3 separate regions of the Mus musculus genome follow, and regions 1 and 3 are each linked to region 2. A link is a loop called in an ENCODE intact Hi-C map of the cell type or tissue named here. Cell type or tissue: heart. All regions are shown on one strand.

Region 1 (8,000 bases), 470 kb after region 2:
GAATCTAGCCTGACTCCTGCTCCTCTTGCCCCTGTCTCTAAAGTGCTGGGATCACAGACCCGTGGCCTGGCACTCCTAGCCACATTTTGCTCCTTATATTTTCAAATGTAAGAAAGTTTCAAATGAAAGAAAATCCAAGCTGGGCGTCAGAACAGGATGCACCTGTAATCCTCGGATGAAGGGTTTAGGGCCAGCCTGTGCTACAGGGTAAGATGGTTTGGGGAGAGGGAGGAGAGGAATTGGGTGGAGAAAACAGAGGGAACAGAAAATATGCCTTGAGGTTAGAGTGGCTTCTTAGCCTGAGTTCTGAGGTGAGAAAGGACCAGGCTCTGGTTGGAGTCATCCTTTGTCACAGAAAGATCTGAAGGAGGCATAGGGAGCTGTGGGGGTAAAGGAACTGTCAAGGGCAGAGATAGGACTCCCTAAGAGCTGCCCTGTCCTTCCCATACCCCCCAGCCCCCACTTTATATTCTCTGCTTCTACCCCTGATTACTCTTGTAGAGAGTTCTGCTGAGCACAAACTAAAAGTCACAATCTAGCCCAGAGTGGGCACTCAGTGGCTTCCCCTGTGCCTACCTTCTAGTCCCTGGCTTGGGATGCAGGCTGGACTTGAAACAGTCACTGTGTACTGAGCTTTCAGTTACCTAGGAGGTGGTGGGGCTCAGGGAGGCTGGCAAGACAGTGTACCTGTGCGGATGGAGTGTCTGTGAGGCCCAAGGCTATGGGACTGAGAAGGTGTGCATACAATATGGTATCAGCTACAGGTCTCCCTTAATGAGTACTTCTTTTTTGAGGGGGATGTATAAGTCAGTGATGTAGCACATGCCTAGAATCCTCCAGTGAGGAGCTGGGGGGCGTGGCTCAGTGGTAGAGCTCCTGCCTAGAATCCCCCAGGGAGAGGCTGGGGGCGTGGCTCAGTGGTAGAGCCCCTGCCTAGAATCCCCCAGGGAGGGGCTGGGGGCGTGGTTCAGTGAAAGAGCCCCTGCCTAGAATCCCCCAATGAGGAGCTGGGGGCGTGGCTCAGAGATCTAGCATGAACAAGGCCCTGGGTTTCCTTGTGCTAGCATCATCAAAAACAATGCATACTGCCAAAAGAGTGGCCTGCTGGCTGGATAGCTTTGAAAGTTTTTACTAACACTTGGGTCCTGGGCACTCTGTTGATTCATCTGGTGGGCGAGGAGGGGGTGACTTCAAGGGCAAAGAGACACAGAATATGCGTTTGGCTGAAATAAAGTTTTTTGGCTAGGTGACACTTCTAATTCTAGCACTCAGGAGGCTGAGGCAGGAGGATCATATTTCACGTCTGCCCAGACTTCAGGTAAGTCGGAGGCTGAACTTGAATCACACTTCTATTTTAATTAATTAATGTAGCTAATTAACTAATTGATTAATTTTATAGTAGTCATTTCGTGTAAGCAAGTTGGACATCCCTTTTGCAGTCATACACACAGTTCAGCAAAGCCTGTCCCCTGGGAAGGCTCAAGGGCCAGCTGTGGTGTAGCCTGTGTCTGAATTAGGTCAATTATATGCCGGTGTCATCTGAATCTTGCTTGGGGCTGCCTGGGACCTTGATGGAGTGATTCGTGGGAACTTCAGACTTGCTGCTGTGATCTGCTGTGCAGAACCCCAGAAGCCATCAACCTTTGAACAAATGGTCTCTGAGAGACTCCACAAAGACTTTTAAAATTTATTTATTTATTTTTAAATTTTATTTATTTATTTATTTTTAAAATTAATTAATTAATTAATTTAGAGACAAGGGTTCTCTGTGTAGTCCTGGCTTTTCTGGAACTCACTATGTAGACCAGGCTGGCCTTAAATTCTGCCTGCCTCTGCCTCTGCCTCTGCCTCTGCCTCTGCCTCTGCCTCTGCCTCTGCCTCTGCCTCTGCCTCTGCCTCTGCCTCTGCCTCTGCCTCTGCCTCTGCCTCTGCCTCTGCCTCTGCCTCTGCCTCTGCCTCTGCCTCTGCCTCTGCCTCTGCCTCTGCCTCTGCCTCTGCCTCTGCCTCTGCCTCTGCCTCTGCCTCTGCCTCCTCTGCCTCCTCTGCCTCCTCTGCCTCCTCTGCCTCCTCTGCCTCCTCTGCCTCCTCTGCCTCCTCTGCCTCCTCTGCCTCCTCTGCCTCCTCTGCCTCCTCTGCCTCCTCTGCCTCTGCCTCTGCCTCTGCCTCTGCCTCCTCTGCCTCCTCTGCCTCCTCTGCCTCCTCTGCCTCCTCTGCCTCCTCTGCCTCCTCTGCCTCCTCTGCCTCCTCTGCCTCCTCTGCCTCCTCTGCCTCCTCTGCCTCCTCTGCCTCCTCTGCCTCTGCCTCTGCCTCTGCCTCTGCCTCTGCCTCCTCTGCCTCCTCTGCCTCCTCTGCCTCCTCTGCCTCCTCTGCCTCCTCTGCCTCCTCTGCCTCCTCTGCCTCCTCTGCCTCTGCCTCTGCCAAGTGCTGGGATTAATGGCGTGGGCCACCACACCTGGCCCAAGGGGAGTCTTAAGATATTGTCTTGTCCAGGGACACTTGGCACCAGTCACCCATGTGGCAGATGTCGAGGGGGCTGGGAGCTGGGCCTGGCGCCTTTTCCAGGCTTCTGGAAGGGGAAGCAGAGAAGTCAGCTGTCTTCTGATACATGCTGGGTAACCTGGCACCCGAGGGCCTGGCCTCGGCGCTGGCCGGCTTCGTGGCTGGTCCGGCTGGTTTGTGAGGTGAGGAGGAGGAAGATGCTGACACTCTGGGTGAATGAATAGTGACCGGCACTGAGAAAAGAAAGGAAGCGGGAGAGGGAAGGAATGGGAGAAGGAGGGGCCTGATGCGCATCCCTGGGTGGTCTTCACAGTGGCAACATGCCTCTCTGTTTATGTCTCTACGCCCCCTCCACTCTCTGCTGCTCAGCCAGGCCAGCTCACCTTGTATGAATGAAGCTCCAAGCAGGACCCAGAGCTGCCCAGGGGCAAGAACACAGACTCCCAAGGCCAGTGCAGAGCTCACTCCTGCCTCTGTGCCTTCCTGGGGTTTCCATCTGGATCTGCCCTGTGCCCTAGGACTCTCAGCCTGAGTCCATGGACTGCAGGGACTTGGCATCGGGGAGGCTGCCTGAGCTGACCCAGCCCTGCTGACCCAGCCTGACCCAGCCCTGCTGACCTCTACACACACAGGGACATTCATTACTGCTGTCATTGTCCTGGTGACTGTATTACTGCAGTCTGTCTATTACTCAAGGCTAATATGGCAGGGTGACAGATAGTACCTAGGGGTGAGTCTTACAGAAGTAGATAACATTTGATACAAGTTAAAGGTGCCATCTGGACTATTCTAAGGAGTGTATGTGCATGTGTATACATGTGTTCATATATATATGTATTTTCTTTTCTTCCTTCCTTTCTTCCTTCCTTTCTTCCTTCCTTCCTTCCTTCCTTCCTTTCTTTCTTTCTTTCTTTCTTTCTTTCTTTCTTTCTTTCTTTCTTTCTTTCTTTCTTTTTTTTTTCGGGACAGGGTTTCTCTGTGTAGCCCTGGCTGTCCTGGAACTCACTTTGTAGACCAGGCTGGCCTCGAACTCAGAAATTTGCCTGCCTCTGCCTCCCAAGTGCTGGGATTAAAGGCGTGTGCCACCACACCTGGCCCATATATTTATTTTCTTAATTTTAGTTTTCTTTCCCTCTCCTTCCCCCCCCTTTTTTTTTCACTCAGCCTCACGTTGTGTGTTGCTTCTGCTGTGTGATGTTCTATCAGCCACTTGACCTCTCTGAGCCAGTGAGGTTCATGACATGAGATGAAACCTACTTCTCTTAGGGTATTTTCTAAGTTTTCATCACCTACCCTAAAGGCCTTTCTAATCACACCAGTGTCTGACACCTCACAGGCTTTCCCAAGATCCAGTATCGTGATTCTATCTCTGCCCCAGAGCCCGTCACTGACAACTGGCCAAGCCCACCGTGTGTCTGACTAGGGGACCTTCTGAGTCCACAGTACTTTGTGGCCCAGGACTTCCTACTGTAGAAGGTCCAGCTGGAGTCTTTACTTAGGAGTAAGTCATGAAAGCCTTCCTGGAGGAAGGAATGTTGGATGGATCCTGGACTGACAAGCAGTAAAATTAAAACTGCTCCCTTGGATGGGGCCGGCTCAGTGGTGGACCTGGGCCTCTGACCCTTTCGTTTGGGTATAGTGGAGAGTATGGGTCTTCCCATCTCTCTATGGGCTTTGAAACCATCCCCCCCAAACTGAGAGGGCAAAGATAGATGCTAGGTAGTGCTGTCCCAGGGGAACTGAAAGAGGGAAACTGAGTCACTATTGCTTACTGAACCTTTATCTCACCATAGCTCAGGCTGCCCTTAAAATCCAATTTCTACCCACTTCAGCCTCCCGAGTGCTGCTAGGATTATAGTCAGCTGCCACCATGCCTGGCTCTATCATCGCACTTTTAATTTGATTAACTCACTAAGTTTTGGTGCTGGAGTTAGGATCCAGGGCTTTGCAGGTGCTCTGCTGTTGAGCCAGGCTCCCAGCTCCTTCACTGGGTGTTTGTAGGTGCGGCTCTACCAATGAGCCCCGTCCTGACCCTGCCTCTGTTCCGTTCTAGAAACTAGGGAGGCAGAGTGGATATGAACCACTTGGGTGGGAGCAGCCATAAGCTAACCTTGTCCCCTCTCCCATTTATCTGCCTCAGGCCTTAAATGGAAGCTGAGGCTGGGACACACAGGGATTGAGAACCTGGGGCACTGTGACTTAGATGGAGGCAGGAGGTCAGCCTTGGTCTGGATGAGCTGGCCGTGCGGTCCATTCAGATTTTCGTTAGCGGAGCGCCACCTAGTGGTGTTTGTGGAAACCAGTCTAACTTCCCGTTTCTTGGTTGTTAAAAAGAGAGAACAGCAAAGGAGAGATGGGAGTCTGGATCCCTCACTGGGCTATGACTCCTGACACTTAGAGGCCAAAATAAGGAGAAAGTGGGTGGCGCAGCGGCAAGTGCTAACTAGACTTTGGCCGTAGCCCCGACCTTAGTCTTAGCCTGCTTTTGGCCCGACCTGGGTTTTTGTGTCCATGTGGTAGTTGCTCTGCTCTCAACTTCCTAGTATAGAGTATTCTTTAAGACAAACTATGGGCATCCAGGCATTGGTGCACACTTGTAATCCTAACACCCAGGAGGTAGAGGCAGGAGAATCAGAAATTCAAAGCCATTCTTGACTGCATAATGAATTCAAGGATAGCCTGGGCTATGTGAGACTAGTACAAATGAGATGAGGGGGAGAAACAAAGAGAAGGAGGAGGAGGAAGAGGGAAGAGGAGGAGGAGGAAAACAAGAAGAAATGACTCAGGGAGTGTCAGTGTGTGTGAATTTGGGTATTAGTGTGTTCGCATGTATGTTTGTGTGTCTGTTGTGTGTGAATGTATTTCCCTGCATGGGGGTGACTCTGTAAATAAATGCTAGCTTTCAAGTATGTATCTGTTTGCGTGTAAGTGTGTGAATGAATTGCTGTCTATGTGTGTGTGTGGCTATGTGTATGATTGCGTATGTGTGTGTCTCCATGTGTGTGTGTGTATATCTATGTGTCTGTCTGTCTGTGTGGCTATGTGTGAGTGTGCATCTTTGTGTGGGTATATCTGTATGTGAGTGTGTATATGTGTGGCTGTGTATGTGTGGCTGTGTATATGTATGTGTGTGTCTATATTGTGGCTATGTGTGAGTGTGTCTGTCTGTATATGAGTGTGTGTGTGTATGTGTGGACATGTGTGTCTGTCTGTCTATATGTACGTGTCTGTCTGTCTGTGTGTATCTGTATGTATGACTATGTGTATGTCTGTCTGTCTATATGTGTGTCTGTCTGCATGTGTCTGTATGTGTAGCCATGTGTGTGTTTGTCTGTCTGTATGACTGTGTGTCTCTCTGTGTACTTGTGGATCTTTGTTTATGATGTGCCTGTGGATATAAATGCCCCTCATTCTAGAAGTATGTGACTGCAGCCCCCGTGCTTGTGGGATTTGGGGAACACCTGCTTTTCACACTTGGCACCCCTTCTTGGGCTCACAGGTGCCTACCTGGATCCAAGGAAGGGCTGAAAACTTCTTTGAGGACCCCCTCTTGATGGGAGGACTTGAAGGGCTCCCCTGCTTCGTGATGTCAGTTTGGAAGTGTGAGGTGCTCTGGTGGGGACCATGAAGAGGATGCTGTGCAGCCTCCATTCAGTATGGACTTTACTTTGTTAAGATTTTAAAAAAGATTATACCCTGTCTGGAAAAACCAAAAAAAAAAAAAGATTATATATATTTACTTTCCCAAACTTTAATTTAATGTGTTTGAGTGCTTTGCCTGAATGTATGCCTGTGGATTTGGGGTATGTGTTTGTGTGATGTTCATGTGTAAAGGCGTACACTTGAGTGCTTGTGGGGTCAGTCTCAGGTATTAGTCTTCAGGACAATGTCTATCTTATTTTTGAGACGGGGTCTCTCACTGGCCTACAGTTCATGAGTTTGTCTGGGCTGCCTGGCCAGCATGGGTCCACCTGCCTCTGGCTCCCAGCGCTGGGATTAGAAATGAATGTCACAACAATTGGCTTTTTTACATGGGTTCTGGGATCAAATTCTGGTCTTCATGCTTCTGTGGCCAGCACTTTACTGAGCTATCTCCCCAGCTCCAGTAATAATTAACTTATGGGTTCAGCAGCATTGGTCTGCAGATGTGACCACTGAGTCATCCCACCAAGTGCCCTCAGTGGGAGTGCAGTTGTGAAACACACCCGAGCATGTATGTGGGTGTGTAAAACACACATGTGTGACTATGTGCATGCTTTATGTATGCGAGTGCTGGGCAGTACATGTGCTTGTGTGTGCATGCTCTGGGGGGTGTGCACTGATGTGTGTAGCATGCTTTGAGTGTGTGTGGATGCATGGGAATTAAATAGCTTGTTTTATGCATGCCTTGTGTGTACAGGCATGAGGGTGCATGAGCCCATGTTTGTGTGCTTTGAATGTGTGCAAACATGAGGGTGTGTATTCATGAGTTTGCGTATGCTTATGTGTGTATACCCTTGCAATGTGTGCATGAGTGTGTTTGTATTTGAGTGTGTGCATGCCCTGGGGGTGTGCATTGGAGATTGTGCACAAGCAGGACTGCATGGGTGTGTGCATGTGTGGATGTGTGCATACTTTCATGTGTATGCTTGAATGAATGACTGCTCTGAGCATGTCCGTGCATGAGTGTGTTTGTGAGCGTGTGTTTGTTTGGGTGTGTGCACTGTGAGCTTGTCTGTGCAAGCCAATGTGTGCATGCATGTGTATGCCTACATTTTCAGTGCAGGACATGTATGCCCCTTTAACAGTATTTCCCCAGGGCACTTCTGCCTTCCGCACCCCACCTTCACCTCCCATTGGGTGGTGACTGCACCACTCTATGGGGCAGGGCAGCTGCCAACTGGCCCTGGGAGGAGCCCTGTTTGGATGTGTGTGTGTTGAGACTGGCAGCCTGGCACAAGTCACTGGCCAAATTAACTCTAGTTTCCTTTGGGGAAAAAATGTAATCAGCTATTTCATTTGGGTCCATTTTAGCAAATTAACTTGTCTAGTATTTCCCTCTTATTTGTTTTATTGGGCAGAGGAGGGGATGTGAAAATAGGAGAGGCTCAGCAGGGACCAAAGCCCAGCTGGGACAGCTGCTAGAAGAAGCTTCCCTCTGGTGGGTGGGGTGTCAGAGAGATGGGCTGTGAAGGAAAGTAGATCTGGGCTTAAGTGGGGTCTTGCAGCAGGTGGGGGCTCATGGGGCCTTGGATCTGCTTGGGACATGGGGTAGAGCCTACATAGGAAAGGGGACTTCAACAGTAATGAGTGACCCACTTGCAGATGATTCCTAAGGCCAGATGAGACCTCCTGGGACACATCAACTCCTGGCCAGAAGGAATTAGCCCAGAAGATTCCATAGGGCCACTATATATGTCTGACCACATTCCACAGGCACTGTGGGCACCCAGGCCTGCCTTCTACAGTGCCCATCTTCCTCCTTCCCTCCCTCATTCATTCGTTCAATTTAGAGACGGGGT
Region 2 (8,000 bases):
GGGGGCACAGGTCCACAATCCTAGCACTGAGAGGCCGAGGCAGGAGGACTGAGAGTTCAGGGCCAACTTGAGCTGCACAGCAAACCCATGGGTCAAAACAAAAAGGAAATTTCTGCTCTATGTGACAGTGACCACGAGAGGAGCAGACTTCAGTTCAGGACTGAAGAGATGGTTCAGCGGTTAAAGAGCACTGAGTGCTCTTCTAGAGGTCCTGAGTTCAATTCCCAGCAACCACATGTAATGGGGATCCAATGCCCTCTTCTGGTGTGTCTGAAGACCGTGTCAGTGTACTCACACACATAAAATAAACAAATCATTAAAAAAATATATTGTTAGGAGAGACCTTGTTTGAACATTTACTGACCTCAGTGCTTGCTGGCATAAAGTCCTGGCCTCTGTGGGAAAGCACTAGCCCAGCTGAGTACAAATAGACAGATCCTGAAGTCAGCGGAGAACAAACAGCTATAAATCTTGTGGATATGTGTCTAATAACCCACTCTGTTCTGATCTTCCTGCTGAACTGTTTACCCAGTCAATATCCTGTTCCTGGAAACAGGTGTATTATCCAGAGACAAAGTGACCCCCACCCTCCACCCTCCTTCCTACTCCTATGAGTATATAATCTGTGTGGGAAAAATAAAAATTTGTCAGCTTGATCATCAGACTTGCTGTCCATTTTTTGTGTTTCTTGTTCCCCCATTCTCTTCCAGGTGGCCGCTCAAGTCCCCGTTCAACTGGCCGATGGGTCGGGACAAAAAAAAAAAAAAGACATAAAATGCGCAGACTTTAGTTTAAGAAGGGCTCTCAGCATCCCTCCATGATTTCACAAGTGACCTGCTAGACCCCTAATGGTTGACAAACTTCTGATACTGCAGGTGAAAAGAAGTGGGTAGCAACAGTTTTTCTTGAACAAATGGTTTTGACTACAGAGAGGTTCACGAGGTTGTAGTAGAATATTTTATGTGGAATGATGGAATGTCAAGTGGTTTGCTTATTTATTTAGGCTTCTAGAGATAGGGTTTCTCTGTGTAGCCCTCGATGTCCTGAAATTTGCTCTGCATACTTGAACTCACAGAGATCCACCTGCCTCAGCCTCCTGAGTACTGAGATTAAAGCATGTGTAATTCCCACCCAGCAGGTGGCTCTTTTCTAAAAAGTGTTTAGGTATGTTTGCCTGTAGGTTTGTGCACATGCATGCAGGCGCCCATGGCGTGCTCACCGAGTCCACGAGATCCTCCAGAGCTTGAGTTACAGGCAGCTGGAGCTGCCAGGAGCTGGCCAATATGGATGCTGGGAATTAGACTAGAGTTCTCTGCAAGTACACACTCTTCAATGCTAACTCATCTTCTTAGTTCTACCTTTTATTGAAATAGGGACTCACTATGTAGTCCTAGCTGGCCTAGAACTCTATATATAGATCAAGAAGGCCTCAAACCAAAAGAGATCCACGGCCCTAACTTCTGAGAGTTTGTATTTAAGTGCATTCACTATGCCTGACATTTTTTTTAAAAACCTGACATTTATGCATCTGTTTATTTGTAGAGCAGGAAATAAATACCACAGCATGAATACAGAGGTCATAGACAACCTACAGGAGTTAGTTCTTTCTTTCCACTTGGACCCAAGGGATAGAACTCTGGGCGTCAGGTTTGGTGGCAAGCACTTTACCTGCTGAGCCAGCTCTCTATCTCTGAAGCTGTACTATTTGCTTCTACTTAGTATATGTTAACCTAAATCTACTATATAACAAGTGTGTTTTCACTTAGGAAAAATTAAAAATGGAGGCTGGTGAGATGGTTCAGTGGATAAAGGCACTTGCTGCCAAACCTGAATTCCATGGTGGAAAAGAACTGACTCCTCTGACCTCCACAGGCACCACGGCGTGCACAAGCACATGTGCACAAGCACACACAAATAAAATCTTTAAAAAGCATAAGATGTCATTTCAAAGAATGAGAAAATCAGGTACAATGGTTCTGCTGGCTAGTTTTATGTCAATTTGACACAAGCTAAAGTCATAGGCGGATCATACCTCCAGGAGATCTGCCTGTAGGGCATTTTCTTAATTAGTGATTGTTGAGGAGGGCCCAGCCCATTGTGGGTGGTGCCATCCCTGGGCTGGTGGTCCGGGTTCTATAAGAAAGCAGGCTAATCAAGCCAGTAAGACACCCACCATGGCCTCTGCATCAGCTCCTGCCTCCAGGTTCCTGTCTTGACTTCCTCCAATGATGGACTGTGATATGGGAGCCCTTTCCTCCCCAAGTTGCTGTGGGACATGGTGTTTCATCACAGCAATAGAAACCCTAACTAGGACAACGGTGGATGTTTCTGATGCCAGCACTTAGGGGGCAGAGGCATGAGGAGTATGAGTTCAAGCACAGCCTGGTCCACACAGTGAGACCCTACCTCAAAAACAAAACATCGTATTGAAGAGGGGGCCTGGAGCTCTTCCCTGCCCAGTCCGTTTGTCTGATCATGTGACACTTTAGCAGCTTTTAAAGCCTCTGAATAAAATGGTTTAACCACAAGAAACAAAACAAAACCAAAAGCATAACTGGGAAACCATTATCTACTGTCAAACCATAAAATAGCAAGGAGTGCTGTCTCCTGTAAAGACAAAATAGTTTTCCATATATATAATAGAGGGCACCTGATCGCTTTACAGATGGTTGTGAGCCACTATGTGGTTGCTGGGAATTGAACTCAGGACCTATGGAAGAGCAGTGTTCCTAACCACTTAGCCACCTCTCCAGCCCCAGACTAATTTTCCTATCAAAGATCTAGTTGACAAGAAAAGAAAATAGTGTTTCATATTTCCCCTTAAAAACTATAAACCCGGGGCTGGTGAGATAGCTCAGTGGGTAAGAGCACCCGACTGCTTTTCCAAAGGTCCGGAGTTCAAATCCCAGCAACCACATGGTGGCTCACAACCATCCTTAACAAGATCTGACTCTCTCTTCTGGAGTGTCTGAAGACAGCGACAGTGTACTTACATATAATAAATAAATCTTTAAAAAAAAAACAAAACAAAAACTATAAACCCCTGACACCCATAAGAGACATTACCCATGACATCTCGGACAAATTCTGGAGGCGCTCGAGGAGCCCATTCATTCATTTTCTCTGGAATTGGAACTGCTTTGTCCTGGAACAGTTAAACAGAAAAGCATCTATGAACATACACTTGCTGAGGAAGGTACATCCCGTTTGACGATCTCAACTGAGCACGCTTCTCAAATCTGGAGCTGACTGAGTGTAGTTCTGCTGCCCTGGCCTTACTTCATCCACTACACCATGGGGTCTAACGTGGGCCAAAGTTCTCCTGCGCTAAACAAGTCTGGAATCTACGTCACTAAGAGACGAGCCAACCTCTTCTAGTCAAAGATATGAGCTGTCTGTTTTACGAGGCCCATTGAAGAGGTAAAGAGTGATGTGGTCCAAATTTGGCGTCCAATGCTTCTTTAATAATGGCTGCTATTTGGAGTTGTACACTTTTGCTAAGACATCGATTCTGGGTTTTGTTGGTTTCTGAGATAGGTCTCACTGTCTAGCTGATCTGAAACTCACTACGTAGACCACGCTCGCCTCGAATTTGTAGCAAACTTCTGGGGTCAGCCACCAGAGTGCTGGGATAGCAGGTGTGCACCACCATACCCAGCTCCCACCGCTTTGGTTCATATATTAAAATAGAAAGGGCTGTGAAGCAATACTGAATAGTAGCGCAGGGCTGTCATCCCAGCTCGTAGGGAAGATAAGGTAAGAGGAGCCGGGATGCGAGGAGCCCGGATGCGAGGTCTGCCTATCTTACAAAGCCGATTCGGTACGGAACGTGGACAGCACGAGCAACGCCATGATACCGCAAACAGCAAACTAAGAAAAAGGAGGGTGTGGAGGGCTGGGCAGCGCCTTCGTGCAGCTACGCTGTAGGACAAGAACAGGAGCGAGGCTCCCTCCACGGGGCCGCCCTCTCCGCCCCAGGGTTGCTCTAGGGGGACTGAATGTAGCCTTGCTCGGTCTGGCGGCGGGGTGAAGGGACTGCGCCTCGGCCCACTTCCACTCACCGGGTTCTTCATGAGCCGCTCCAGCTTGAGCTTCTGCTCCTCGGCCGCATTCTTGGGGATGACCAGCGTCTGCGGCTCTTTCTTGGGCCTGGGCGGTCTCACAGAAGCGGCAGCAGGACTCGCCATAGCCGCTCTCCTACTCCTTTACGAAAGCTGCCGGCGGCCGCTCGTATTGATGACGACAGAAGAGCGCGCCAACCGCGCACGCGCACTCTCAAACCCCCGGGGGGAGGGGCGCTCTCCTGAGGCGCATGCGCACTCTCTCCTCGGAGGTACGAGGCAGTCCTAAGCAGCTTGCTTGAATATTCATGAACGCGAGGTCAGTGTGGTTTATTTTGATCATAGCACTTTAATTTCATTTCCTGTTTCAAAACAAATCAGGGCTGCCTGATTCTCACATCCGGAGAGGAAGAGACGGCCTTTAGTGATGATGAGTGGGCTGGCCCCAGGCGACGTCTCAGGTCCCCAAGGACTTCGCACAGCTTGCTCTGGGACTCTTGGCACGTCCCTCCCAGTTTCGCTCGCTCCTGGGCTTTGTCTTTTTTTTCCGTTTCTTTTTTATCTATTCTACTTTCTCCCTACCCCACTCTCTCTTCCTCCTCCTCCTCTTCTCTCCCCTTCTCCGCCCTCTCCATATCGTCTCCTTCCCTCCCTCTTTTCCTTCCTTCCTTTCCTTTCCTTTTTTTTTTTTTTTTTTTTTTTTTTTTTGTTTTTTTGTTTGTTTGTCTTGTTTTTCAACACAGAGTTTCTCTGTATATCTCTGTCCTGGAACTTGGTTTGTAGACCAGGCTGTCTTCGAACTCTCGGAGATCCGCCAGCCTCTCACACCCCGATTCCTATAATAATCTTATAATCTCCTTTGTAACTGAACTCTTAAGACAGACCCGATCTCCTTGGCCACGCTGAAAGTACAGCGCCACCAGTCGAGCCTGAGTATGTGAGTCTGTTTTAGAATAAAGGAAGTTGCCATTCCAATCTACCTGACGAGGAATTAACTTCAAGTCTTTCACTTGAAGGTGAAAGTAATGGAGAATGATGGAACTGCGGCCTTCTGGTGGTGGAGTGTTTTGTTGACCATGCGTGAGGCACTGAAGTAGCTCCCTATAGTAAAAGATGTTAAGAGCCAGCAGTGGTGGTGCAGGCCTGTAATCTCAGCACCCAGGGAGTTACAGGCAGATGGATCCCTGAGTTCAAGGCCATCCTGGTCTGTAGAGAGAGAGTTCCAGGACAGCCAGAACTACACAGAGAAAGCCAGTCTCAAAAAACAAACAACAAAAAAACAAGCAACAACAAAACAAGCAACAACAAAAACCCAAGATGGTAACAGTAACATCTTGTAGGCAAGGAAACTGAAACAAGTCCTTTATTAGAAGAAGCTTATTAGAATGAAAGGGCCTCAAAGCTGACTGTTGCTGGAGATGGAGGGAGAACAATAGACAGTACAGTATATGGATCTCTGAACGTGGTGGGGCCTTAAAGGGAGCAAGAGGCTTCCCTTTGGAACCTGGAGAGGAGCTTCATTAAAACTGGAAGGAAGGCCGGGCAGTGGTGGCACACGCCTTTACTCCCAGCACTCCGGAGGCAGAGGCAGGCAGATTTCTGAGTTTGAGGCCAGCCTGGTCTACAGAGTGAGTTCCAGGACAGCCAGGGCTACACAGAGAAACACTGTCTGGAAAAAAAGAAAAAAGAAAAAAACAAAACTGTGAAGAAGAGAAAGGAGAGAAGTCAGAAGAGGTAGTGTGTGGGGTACAGAGGAGCCTCTTCAGAAATCCAGGATAATCTTGCAGCAATCCCCCCCCCCACACCCAGGAGTGACCAAATTCCCAGAACATAGGAAGGGGCTTTTTTGGTAACTCTTTAGGGGCAGCACAAAGTTTCTCACCATATGGTTTAGTTCAGCACAGTGAATATGACACAAAACACAGAAGGGCAAGATGCCATAAACAGAGAGCTGCTAGATCACACCACTGACTGATTCTGAACTCTACCCCAGAGAGAGCTGCTGGCAGGTATGCCTGACTCAGGCTATGGGAGATGGCCTAAAGGCACAAGCCTGTAGAAGAAGGAGAAGGAGAAGGAGAAGGAGAAGAAGAAAGAAGAAGAAAAGAAAGAAAGAAAGAAAGAAAGAAAGAAAGAAAGAAAAGAAAGAAAGATAGAAAGAAAACTATCCAGAGGAGTGCAGTAGCACATACATGTGATCTTAGTATTTAGGAGGCAGAGGGACAGAGATTTCAAAACAAGCTGGGGCTATATCACAAGACCTTGTCTGAAAAAAAAAAATTAAGGGCACCAGTCATGATGCTAGGAACCTTTAATTCCAGTGCTTGGGTGGCAGAACTCTATGAGTTCAAGGCCAGCCTGGTCTGCATATCAAGTTTAGGGCAGCCAGGACTACATAGTAATGTTCTATCTCAAAACACAGCCAGGACAAAAGGAACTGAGGGCTTGCTCTGCTCCGTGGTAGAGACGTGCCCAGAGTCCACCAGTGAGGTCACTGACGATGGCCATATTTGCCCAGCATGTACAGGTACCGGTTCCAGCATGTACGGGTCCCGGCTTCCGATCCCTGTACTGTACATAATAACATTATTATTTAAATATATAATCAGCGAATTGATTCCTAATAACATCTTGTCCTAAGTAAAAGCGTGTTTACTTAAATCCTATGCCAAATCACTTTCTAGAAGCTGCAACCCCATAACAACCCTTTCTAATACCTGATTTCTGCAGACAGCCATGATTGCACTTGTTCTGTGTGGGGTGTGCATTTGGTGGCTTTCACTGCTGTTAGGTTCCCTCTCCCCCCCCTCCTCCTCCTCTTCCTCCTCCTCCTCCTCCCCTCCCCTCTCCTCCTCCTCCTCCCCTCCCCTCTCCTCCTCCTCCTTCTCCTCCCCTCCCCTCCTCCTGATCCCCTCCTCCTCCTGATCCCTTCCTCCTCCTCCTCCCCTCCCCCTTCTCCTCCCCTTCCTCCTCCCCCTCCTCTTCCACTCCTTATTAGAGAGAGAAAAAACCTGACACCCATGCTGCTTGCCTCAGGATCACACAGACTGACGCCCAGTGGTCTGTCCCCAAATCTTCGCAGACGTGAGTCATGGCAAAAGTCGTGGTGGGTGGGGATGACATCCTGGCAGGACAGTTTACATGGTGCCTCCTCAAGGCAGCACCCAGATCCCACTTTTCTTTCATCTCTGGACTCTCTTCCCAGGCTTTGGACCTAGAGTACTACATACTACCACCAGAGGGCAGCAATGTACCACTCAGGCCCCACGGGCCCTGGAACTCCATCCATAGTGCTGCTTTATCTTCCTGGCTGGAAACCCAGACTGGGACCCCAGTGAACAAGCTCCAAAGGCAGGAGACCAAAGAGTATTGTATTGGTGCACACCTGTAATCACGGCACTCGGGGCCAACCTCGGCTGCAAAGTGAGCTTCAGGCCATCCTGGACTACATGAGAGCCTGTCTTAAAAAATAAAATAGGAGTAGCCAGAAGTCGTGTGCAGGCCTGGAATACCTCATGGTGGAGGTGACTAGCAATGAACATTTCAGCTCTGCATGGCTGCAAGGCTTGTATGTCTCTTGACACTGCCTTCCAGGGTTTTCTACTCTGAGGCCTGCCTAGCTGTATAGCTGTCCATCAAGAAGTATCAATGGGCCGGGCATGGTGGTGCACGCCTTTAATCCCAGCACTTGGGAGGCAGAGGCAGGTGGATTTCTGAGTTCAAAGCCAGCCTGGTCTACAGAGTGAGTTCCAGGACAGCCAGGGCTACATAGAGAAACCCTGTCTCGAAAAACCAAAGAAGAAGAAGGAGGAGAAGGAGAAGAAGGAAGAAGAAGAAGAAGAAGAAGAAGAAGAAGAAGAAGAAGAAGAAGAAGAAGAAGAAGAAAGAAGAAAAGAACAAGAAGAAGAAGTAGTAGTAGTAGTAGTAGTAGTCTGGGTC
Region 3 (8,000 bases), 510 kb after region 2:
TGGCTCAGTGGTAGAGCCCCTGCCTAGAATCCCCTAGTGAGGGGCTGGGGGTGTGGCTCAGTGGTAGAGCCCCTGCCTAGAATCCCCTAGTGAGGGGCTGGGGGCGTGGCTCAGTGGTAGAGCCCCTGCCTAGAATCCCCTAGTGAGGGGCTGGGGGTGTGGCTCAGTGGTAGAGCCCCTGCCTAGAATCCCCTAGTGAGGGGCTGGGGGCGTGGCTCAGTGGTAGAGCCTCTGCCTAGAATCCCCCAGGGAGGGGCTGGGGGCGTGGCTCAGTGGAAGAGCACCCACCTAGTCTACATAAAGCCCTGGGTTCAATCCTCAGTGCTGCAAAACAACTAAAACCAGATTAAGACCTTGCTGTACTTCTACTGTCTGTGCCACTCGCGCTGGACACAGGGCCTTTGCTTTGCTAGTTCTTCTGTTTGGAACTTTCTTCCACTCTATTACTCCAGCCTGGCTATGTGGTTGCAGCTCAGCTCAGCCCTGACAACTGCAATAGGTCAAAGCCCTTTCAGAAAATCAGATACTTAAAAATGTGTATTATTACTCGTGTGTGTGTGTGTGTGTGTGTGTGTGTGTGTGTGTGTGTGATGTCCACACACCTGTTTGCATGCTCATGTGGATGTCAGGAAGTTGTTTCACATATGGAAGTTGTTTTTGTCCTTCCTTAGGATAAAGTTGTCAGGCTCATGGACAACAAACACCTTCTCCCTACTGAGACAGCTAACTGAGCCACCAGGTACTTCTGTTGGGGAATTTTAAGTCCAAAAGGTTGGGATTCAAGTGGAGTTTTGATCACTACAATGCCCCTAGACCCCAAATGTAGGCTTGGTATATGGTAGAGTCTATTCAACCCTAGGATATCCAGAGAATCAGCCTGCAGCTGGGCTGCAGCCAGGCCCTATGGAGGCCACTACAGAGTTATGTGCCCCATGTGGCCAAACCTGGTACTGCATTCAGTTCCAGAGTCCTCCCTTGGGCTTCACCAAGCCTACCTGGCCAGTCTACTCTTCAGTCGTCCCATAAGAAGAATGAAGAAAGAACTCAAGTGTATCTTGGCGTCTTAGGGACTATCATGGCTCAGGATAGCAGCGAATCTGAGACTGAAGCCACTTTTCTGTTTTTTTCTTATAAAACTGGCCAAACTGGATCACCTAGAATGCCTGATGAACCCTAATCAGACCTGGGAGGCGATGGGCTGCAAGCCCAAACAGGCCTTTGGGTCCCCAGAGATCTGGGGCAAGGAATTGGCCCTGCCCTGGGCCTCAGCCTGCTCCCCCAACCAGCTGTATCTCATTGAGGATAATTAGCCCAGCCAGACGCCTGGCTCTCGGCCTCTCATTTTCCACTCAAGATCCATCCGCCGGGGGCCTTCGGACAGTGGCCCCACATATAAATCAAGAGGGGGTCGCTGTTAAGAGAGCAGGGACATTCTTTCCACCCATGTGGCTGGCTAAATTGTCTCCAAGAGCAGATTCTGTCTTGGCGCCCAATCAAGAATGGCCAAGGCCTTTGAAGGCCCTTCCAGGATGAACCCCAGGGGTTTGAAGCTGTCTGAGCAAGCGGCAATCTCTGTGGGAGCTTCTGCTGACCACAAGAGGGTGGGGCCTCTGAGGACGGTGGGACAACGTGATAGAAGAGGGACAGACCTCGCCTGACAGGAGGCACCCCCATTATGGAGACTCCATAGCAACTTTGGAGCTGACTGTATCTCGCTACATGTAAGTAAGGGCTCTGTCATTAAGCCACGCCCCCAGTCACTTACTTGGGGGTTCTAGGGCAGTGGTCTACATTGAGCTACACCCAGCCCCTTACTGGGGGATTCTAGGCAAAGCAGTTTATCAGTGAGCCCCGCTCAGCCCTTGCTGGGGCACTCAGGAATTCTACCACTGTCTCCCTCTCCTTATTTTTGCTCTGCCTGGGCTGCACCTTGAAGACCTATCTCAAAACTAAATAAATGTACGGCTAGGAGCACATCTCAGTCGTAGAACATGTGTGAGGACCGTGGCTTTGCTCACTGCCACTCCAAAAAGAAATAAATGAAAACAAATGGATATCCACACGTTGATATTAGTAAAAAAGATGGGATGTATACTTAGTGAGAATAAAAAATAGAATGACAAACATGACAGACCTAGGTCCTCTGCACATATGTTACAGTTGGGCAGCTTGGTCTTCATGTGGGCTGCTAACAGTGAGAGCAGGGGCTGTCTCTGGCTCTGTCATTTCCCTTCACACCCTTTCCTGCTACTGGGCTGCTCACCTCACCTCAATAGGAGAAGATGCACCTAGCCTTAGTGCAACGTGAGATGCTGAGGTTGGTTGGTATCCATGGGAGGCCTCCCCTTGTCTGAGGAGAAAGGGAGGAGGAGTGGAGGCAAGGCAGGGAGGACTGGACGGAGAGGGGGGAGGGGAAACTGTGGTCGAGATGTAAAGTAAATTAATTAAAATAAAAAATCACGAAAGTGGAATAGGAATCACTGAGATTTTGCTTGTGAGTTCTAGAGAAGAGGTCCTGGAGAGACTGTTAAAAGAGGACATTTTAGAATTTTCTGGAACACTGGTTCCAGAACTGTCATACTCCCCACTGAATCAGCATTTTAGTCTTGACACTAAATTTCTTTTTTTTTTTAATTTATTTTTATGTAAATGAATGCATGTTTGAGGGGCTGTGTCTGTGCACATGAGTGCAGTACCCAGAGAGGCCACAAGAGGGCTCTGTCTGGTATGGATGCTGAGAACTAAACTTGGGTCCTTCAGAAGGGAAGTACGTACTCTTTCCAGCTTCCTGAGCCCACTTTCTTTCAATAGTGAGGTTCGATCCTGAACCCCACAGTGTCTGGTTGGAGCCAGGGAATTGTGGCTGCTTACAGACAGAAAGACAGACTCCGGGGCATGTGTAGTTTATGATCTGGTATCAACATAAGCTTGGAGTTGATCCTGTAAAATAAACTTACTGGTGAATTAAATACCCGTTCAGGGCCATGGAGTCAAGCATTTTGCACATGACACGGGCCTATCCCGTGAAGTTTTTTGAAGCCACGCCCACCGTCCGTGCTTCATACTTGCTCCTAGTTTGTTGTGGGGTCTCTTATGCTGACCCCATGCTGGTTGTATGGGTGGGGTGTGGGTGTGGATGTGATTGGGGAATGAAGAGACTGGTTCCAGTGTCCTGAGAGTGGCGTGACAGGGTCGAGGCATACCTTTCTTTTTATATCTTCAACTTGTGTAGCCTATTAGCCTGGCTCAGTTGCCTCAGAAGACAGGGTTCTATTGGTGGCTGGGTAGCTCTGACACTCCGACCCTCAGCGCCCTCCTGGCCTTCCCATGATCCAACTACAATCATGGATTCCACAGCAGTCAAGGACAAAAGGGCACAGACAGTGGCTCTGGGACAAGGCTCGGAAGCCAGCTCCAGTCCCAGCTGCTGCCCGCCCCAACACCTCATCCTTACTCAAGACCTGTTATCCGAGTGCTGGGTGCTAATGTCTATGTTTGGAGAGGGTGGGGCACTGGGACCCAGACTTCTTGGTGCCATGGAGACACTGGATGGGAGTGGCTGGTGGGCGCAGGGGTGGGAGAAACAGGCCATGTGGAGCTATGGTAATCCAGAATTTAGCTTCAAAGCTTGTGCCTTCAACTTCATTGGAATGTCCACCCACAAGGGTGGGGACAAGCTAAGTCTGGCTCCCATCAAACTTCAGAGAGTTACTGTGTCTTGTTTGGCTGGGGACTGAGGAGACTGTCTCATGGGGTTACAGGTCGGGGATCTTAGTGGGCGTATATAGGGTCAGGAAACCCCAGTACAACCTCTTAGGCCATGTCTACTCTAGGTCACTGACTACCTGTTTGGGCCCTCATATCGCCCCCCAGAGAGATGGATGAGCGTCCCACCCACCACCCACCATGTGCACCCTCAGCTGGTACTTGCTGCCGGCCGCCCGGGTTAGAAACTCCAGTTGGCCTCGGTGAATGGAACGCACAAAGACCGCTTTTGTGGCTCCACAGCGCCATCTACTGGTTTTTGAGCCACCTTGCCTGGCTTCTGTTTCTCCCAGGCTTCTAGAGTCAACACAGCCACTCATAGCACAGGGTTTTAAAGTATAATTTTGAGGCAAACAAGTCTGAATGAGAGTTGTGGCTGCCTCAGTTACTGCTGAACCACAGACCTTAACCTCTTTAAGTTTCCTGGAAAAAAAAAAACTCGTGGGCTGGGCTCAGTCAGTAAAGCTTGCCTCGAAAGTATGTGGACCTGAGTCCCATTCCTAAAACCCATGTAAAAAGCCAGGTACTGAATCTGTGCTTAAGGTGGAGACAGGTTAACTCTTGGGCCTTGATGGCCAGACAGCCTAGCCTGATTGGCAAGTACCGGGTCAATGGGAGACTCTATCTCAGAGAGAGAGAGAGAGAGAGAGAGAGAGAGAGAGAGAGAGAGAGAGAGAGAGGTGTGACAATATCCTTGAGGAAGTCTTGAGGTTTCTTCTGGCCTCTACATGATCATGCATGCACCCTCACATACATGCACATACACAAACATGCATTTAAAAATAGCTTGCAAACTTATAGCGTGGTCTTTAAGCTTTCTACTGTGTGCACACAAGACCGCATCACAGCCCTGTAATTACATCTCTAACTTCAGGCGATAAGGACACTGAGGATACCCAGGGGATGGATGGAGGCTGCAGTGATACGTGGATAGAAGGCACCGGATTGCCAAAGCCCGCTGGATGCACACTTTCCCACAAATCCATCTGCCTTCAGCATCTTTGCCTCCGGGGCTTCCAAGAATCATGACACATGTCTTGATTTAGCCTCCAGCTTCGAGCCCCGGCTGCTTCCCATGACAAAGGTTCACTTGCATGCATGCGCACCTTCTCTTTCTCTTTTCTGAGACAGGATTTGTGTGTGTGTGTGTGTAGCCCTGGCCGTACTGGAATTAATCCATAGACCAAGCTAGCCTTGAATTTAGAGATCCCCCTGCCTCTGCCCTCCCCGGTGCTGGGATTAAAGGTGTGCACCATCACCACCCCACTTCTCAGTTTCATCTATTGCTGTGATAATAAAAAGATCTGACAAGAGCAACTTAGAAGAGTTTATGTCAGTTCATGGTCCCAGAGTTACAATCCATCCTATGGGGACATCACAGGGGCAGGAACACCGGAGACAGCTGGTCACATCACATCCACAGTCAGGAGCGGGGGGTGGGGCTGGGGTGTGGGGGAATGGGGTGGGGGGATGAATGCGCATGCGCGTAGTGCTCAGCCCGCTTTCGCTTTCTCTACTCTCAGTCCAGGCCTCAAATGGTGCTGTCCGCTTTTAAGCTGGGTCTTCCCACATCAATTAACACTGTCAAGATAATCTCCCACAAACATGCCCACAGGTCCATCCGAATGAGACAGTTCCTCGCTGAGACGCTCTTCCCAGGTGACTCTGGGACGTGACAAGCTGATAATTAAAACTAACCTGCACAATGGACATGGGAGGAAGTAACCTGTTTGGATCCAGATCTGTCCCTAGTGGAGCTCAGGGTCCTGAACAGCTCTTCTCTCTGTGATGGCTGGCTTCCTGTGTGGCAAGTGAATTGTCAGGGTCCTTTCGGCCGCTTCTACTGTCTAAGCCCTGTCCTGCTTCTCACGCTACTGTGGGTGGGAAGGTAGAGGACATACAATGGGAACCAGGAGCTCGGGACAATTCTCATCCGCACCCCACCCCCAAGCAGTGGGGGAGTCTGCATCCTGGAGTCTAGCCTGATTCAGCTTGGTGATATTCCACCTCTCTTGGAAGTCATGTCCGCGCCACCCCACCTTCCCCAGCTCAGCAGCTTCTTCTTACTGGAGCCTTAAAAGGGTTCCGGGAACAAAATACCTCTAAGGATCCACTTCCAGTGGCCTACTTCCTCCAGTATAAGCCCCGCCTCCTCCAATGCTTCCCCCCCCCCCCCCCCCACCAAGTAGCACCACCACCTGGGGATGTAGGCTTTAGCTCTCGGCCTGTGGAAGGGATTCCGTGTTCCAACTAAGGCTTGCCCGAGGCACCCTGCTGTGCGAGGCCTTCAGCTTGTCTTCCTGCTCACAGGGTGCTGTCCTGCTGCCTTCTTGCTGGTGTGGTCACGGTGGGAAAGGTGTAGTGATGCAGAGCAGTTGACATCAGAGTGGACAAAAAGACGCATCAGAAAGTATAATTGGTGGACAGGAAGCAGCAAGAGGCTGTCTGAGAGTGACATATGTTCAGAAAGCAAAGACTGCATCTGTCAGTAGCCCATGGTGTGGCTTTTTTTTTTTTTTTTTTTTTTTCGGGACAGAGATGTGACTCTTATATGCAGAGTCCCAAGGGTAGAGGAGATAGAGAACTGCTTATAGCTGGAAGAGAAGGAAACCAGCCTAGGTACTGGTGAGCAAGGCTGTCAGGGAGCCAGTAGCCAGCCTGTCATTGCTGCAGCTGCTCAAGAGGTAGGAGTGGGAGAAGGATTAAGCGAGGCTCCCAGAATCAGAAGACAGGATCTGGGGCCTCCAGTCAGTGCTGAATGGTCATGTGAACGGGGTTAGGAGTCTTCAAGGCCCCAGGAGTGTATATGAGGGCATTGACTCCCCAGAGGGGACAGATAGGAGCTTATACTCCAGTCTGCAAAGGTGGTGACAGAGGCCACTGATATGCACAGAGAGATGCCAGCCCTTGCCCTGTAAGGACTGGAAACACTAGAGGTTGCTAGCCTTTCCTCAAGGGTGGAGCTGTGGAGCCATCCCAAGAGGGCAGAGGGAATTGGTCGCTTGGCTGTCTGGGTTCCTTGTGTGTGTGTGTGTGTGTGTGTGTGTGAGAGAGAGAGAGAGAGAGAGAGAGAGAGAGAGAGAGAGAGAGAGAGATATGTTCTTGTGGAGAGCATGTGATGTGTGTGCACTGTGCCTGCATATGTGTACACATGACTGTGGAGGCCAGAGGTCAACCTTGGGTATCATTTCATAGGCACTGCTGATCTTACTTGTTTGAGACAGGGTCTCATGCTAGGACCTAGGGCTCATTGATTAAGGTAGGCTGGGTGGCCAGTGGGCTACAGGGACCCTGCCCCTATCTCTACTTCTTTAGTACTGGGATTCTACACACGCAACACCACATCCAGTTTTTTGGGGGGAGGTTGTTTTTGTTTTTGCTTTTTAATGTGAGTTCTGGGGAGTGAACCTGTGTCTTCATGCTTGTAAAACAAGCGCCTTACTGACTAAGCCATCTCCTCAGCTCCTTAGGTGCCCTCTCTTATGGGTCAGTATGGGTTCCTGATAGCCTCCAGCAGTTTCTGGACTAAGGAGTTTTGGTAGATTCTAGCTGTTCTCTTTAGGTCTCAGGGGTGCTGGCAGCCATTAAGGGACAAAATGCAGGTACACATTAGTCTAGAAGCAAAGTTCCTCTGACATTAGCTCTCAGTGGACACATTCTGGGGTGGAATCTAATGCCACCATGAAGTTTGTTGTTGTTGTTGTTGTTGCTGTTGTTGTTATTTTGTTTTATTTTTACATTTATTGTTTATCCACCTCATATGTGTCTGTATGCCCACACATATGTCATGGTATGTCTGTGGAGATCAAAGGACAAGTCAGATCTAGCCTTCCACCGTGTGTGTCCCCAGGGATCAAACTTAGAGTATCCAGTTTGGCAGAAAGCACATTTACCTGCAAAGCCATCTTGCCAGCCCCTCACCAGTGAGTTTTGCCAGAACTGACTGATTACCTCTGCGCCCCCCCCCAAAGGGAACAGGTTGGGTGTACCCATACTGCCCCATAAGCACCCAAGTATTTGTTCAGAGAACAGAATGTCAGCCAAGCCCAGGAACCCGAGACTTGTAACTATGTCCTCAATACTGGGTCATCAAAGGCTTCTAGGGGCCACTTGTCTGGTTTCCATGACATCATGGACCTTAAAGTGGCTCTCCCTATCCATGTGCCATGCATGAATGGGCCTCTTGTTCTCCCTAAAGCCATTATCGTCAGTGCTGGATCCCTGCCAGGGGCCAG

The links. A loop is a pair of places that touch in the nucleus more often than their neighbours do. Peaks named below come from ENCODE experiments on the same cell type or tissue, not always from the same donor. Only the 100,000 strongest peaks of a DNase experiment are listed, where the experiment ranks them.
Region 1: a loop joins it to region 2, with 7 times the contacts of the local background. A loop is called at or near these places in 5 of 42 quality-filtered maps.
Region 3: it touches region 2 in a loop (6-fold over the local background); 9 of 42 quality-filtered maps call a loop at or near these places.

The regions. Positions count from the first base shown.
Region 1 is chr5:136,659,937-136,667,936 of GRCm38, forward strand. All of the region lies in intron 2 of Gm38722 (a long non-coding RNA gene), which reads left to right. Among named protein-coding and RNA genes, the nearest start is that of Myl10, 30 kb to the right of the region's middle. In heart, CTCF peaks have their summits at 4,786 (motif pointing left) and 4,987; DNase peaks (open chromatin) are centred at 3,037 and 4,805; H3K27me3 peaks cover 3,661 bases.
Region 2 is chr5:136,194,714-136,202,713 of GRCm38, forward strand. It overlaps Prkrip1 (Prkr interacting protein 1 (IL11 inducible)), which reads right to left and starts at 4,241. Exons shown (of 6, transcript NM_025774.3): 1 at 4,062-4,241; 2 at 3,067-3,145. The coding sequence starts at 4,187. In heart, no CTCF peak of the experiment used is centred here; DNase peaks (open chromatin) are centred at 4,358, 5,032 and 7,268; H3K4me3 peaks cover 2,252 bases; H3K27ac peaks cover 1,716 bases.
Region 3 is chr5:136,703,018-136,711,017 of GRCm38, forward strand. No RefSeq gene overlaps it. Among named protein-coding and RNA genes, the nearest start is that of Myl10, 13 kb to the left of the region's middle. In heart, CTCF peaks have their summits at 945, 2,707 (motif pointing right) and 4,024 (motif pointing left); no DNase peak of the experiment used is centred here; H3K27me3 peaks cover 617 bases.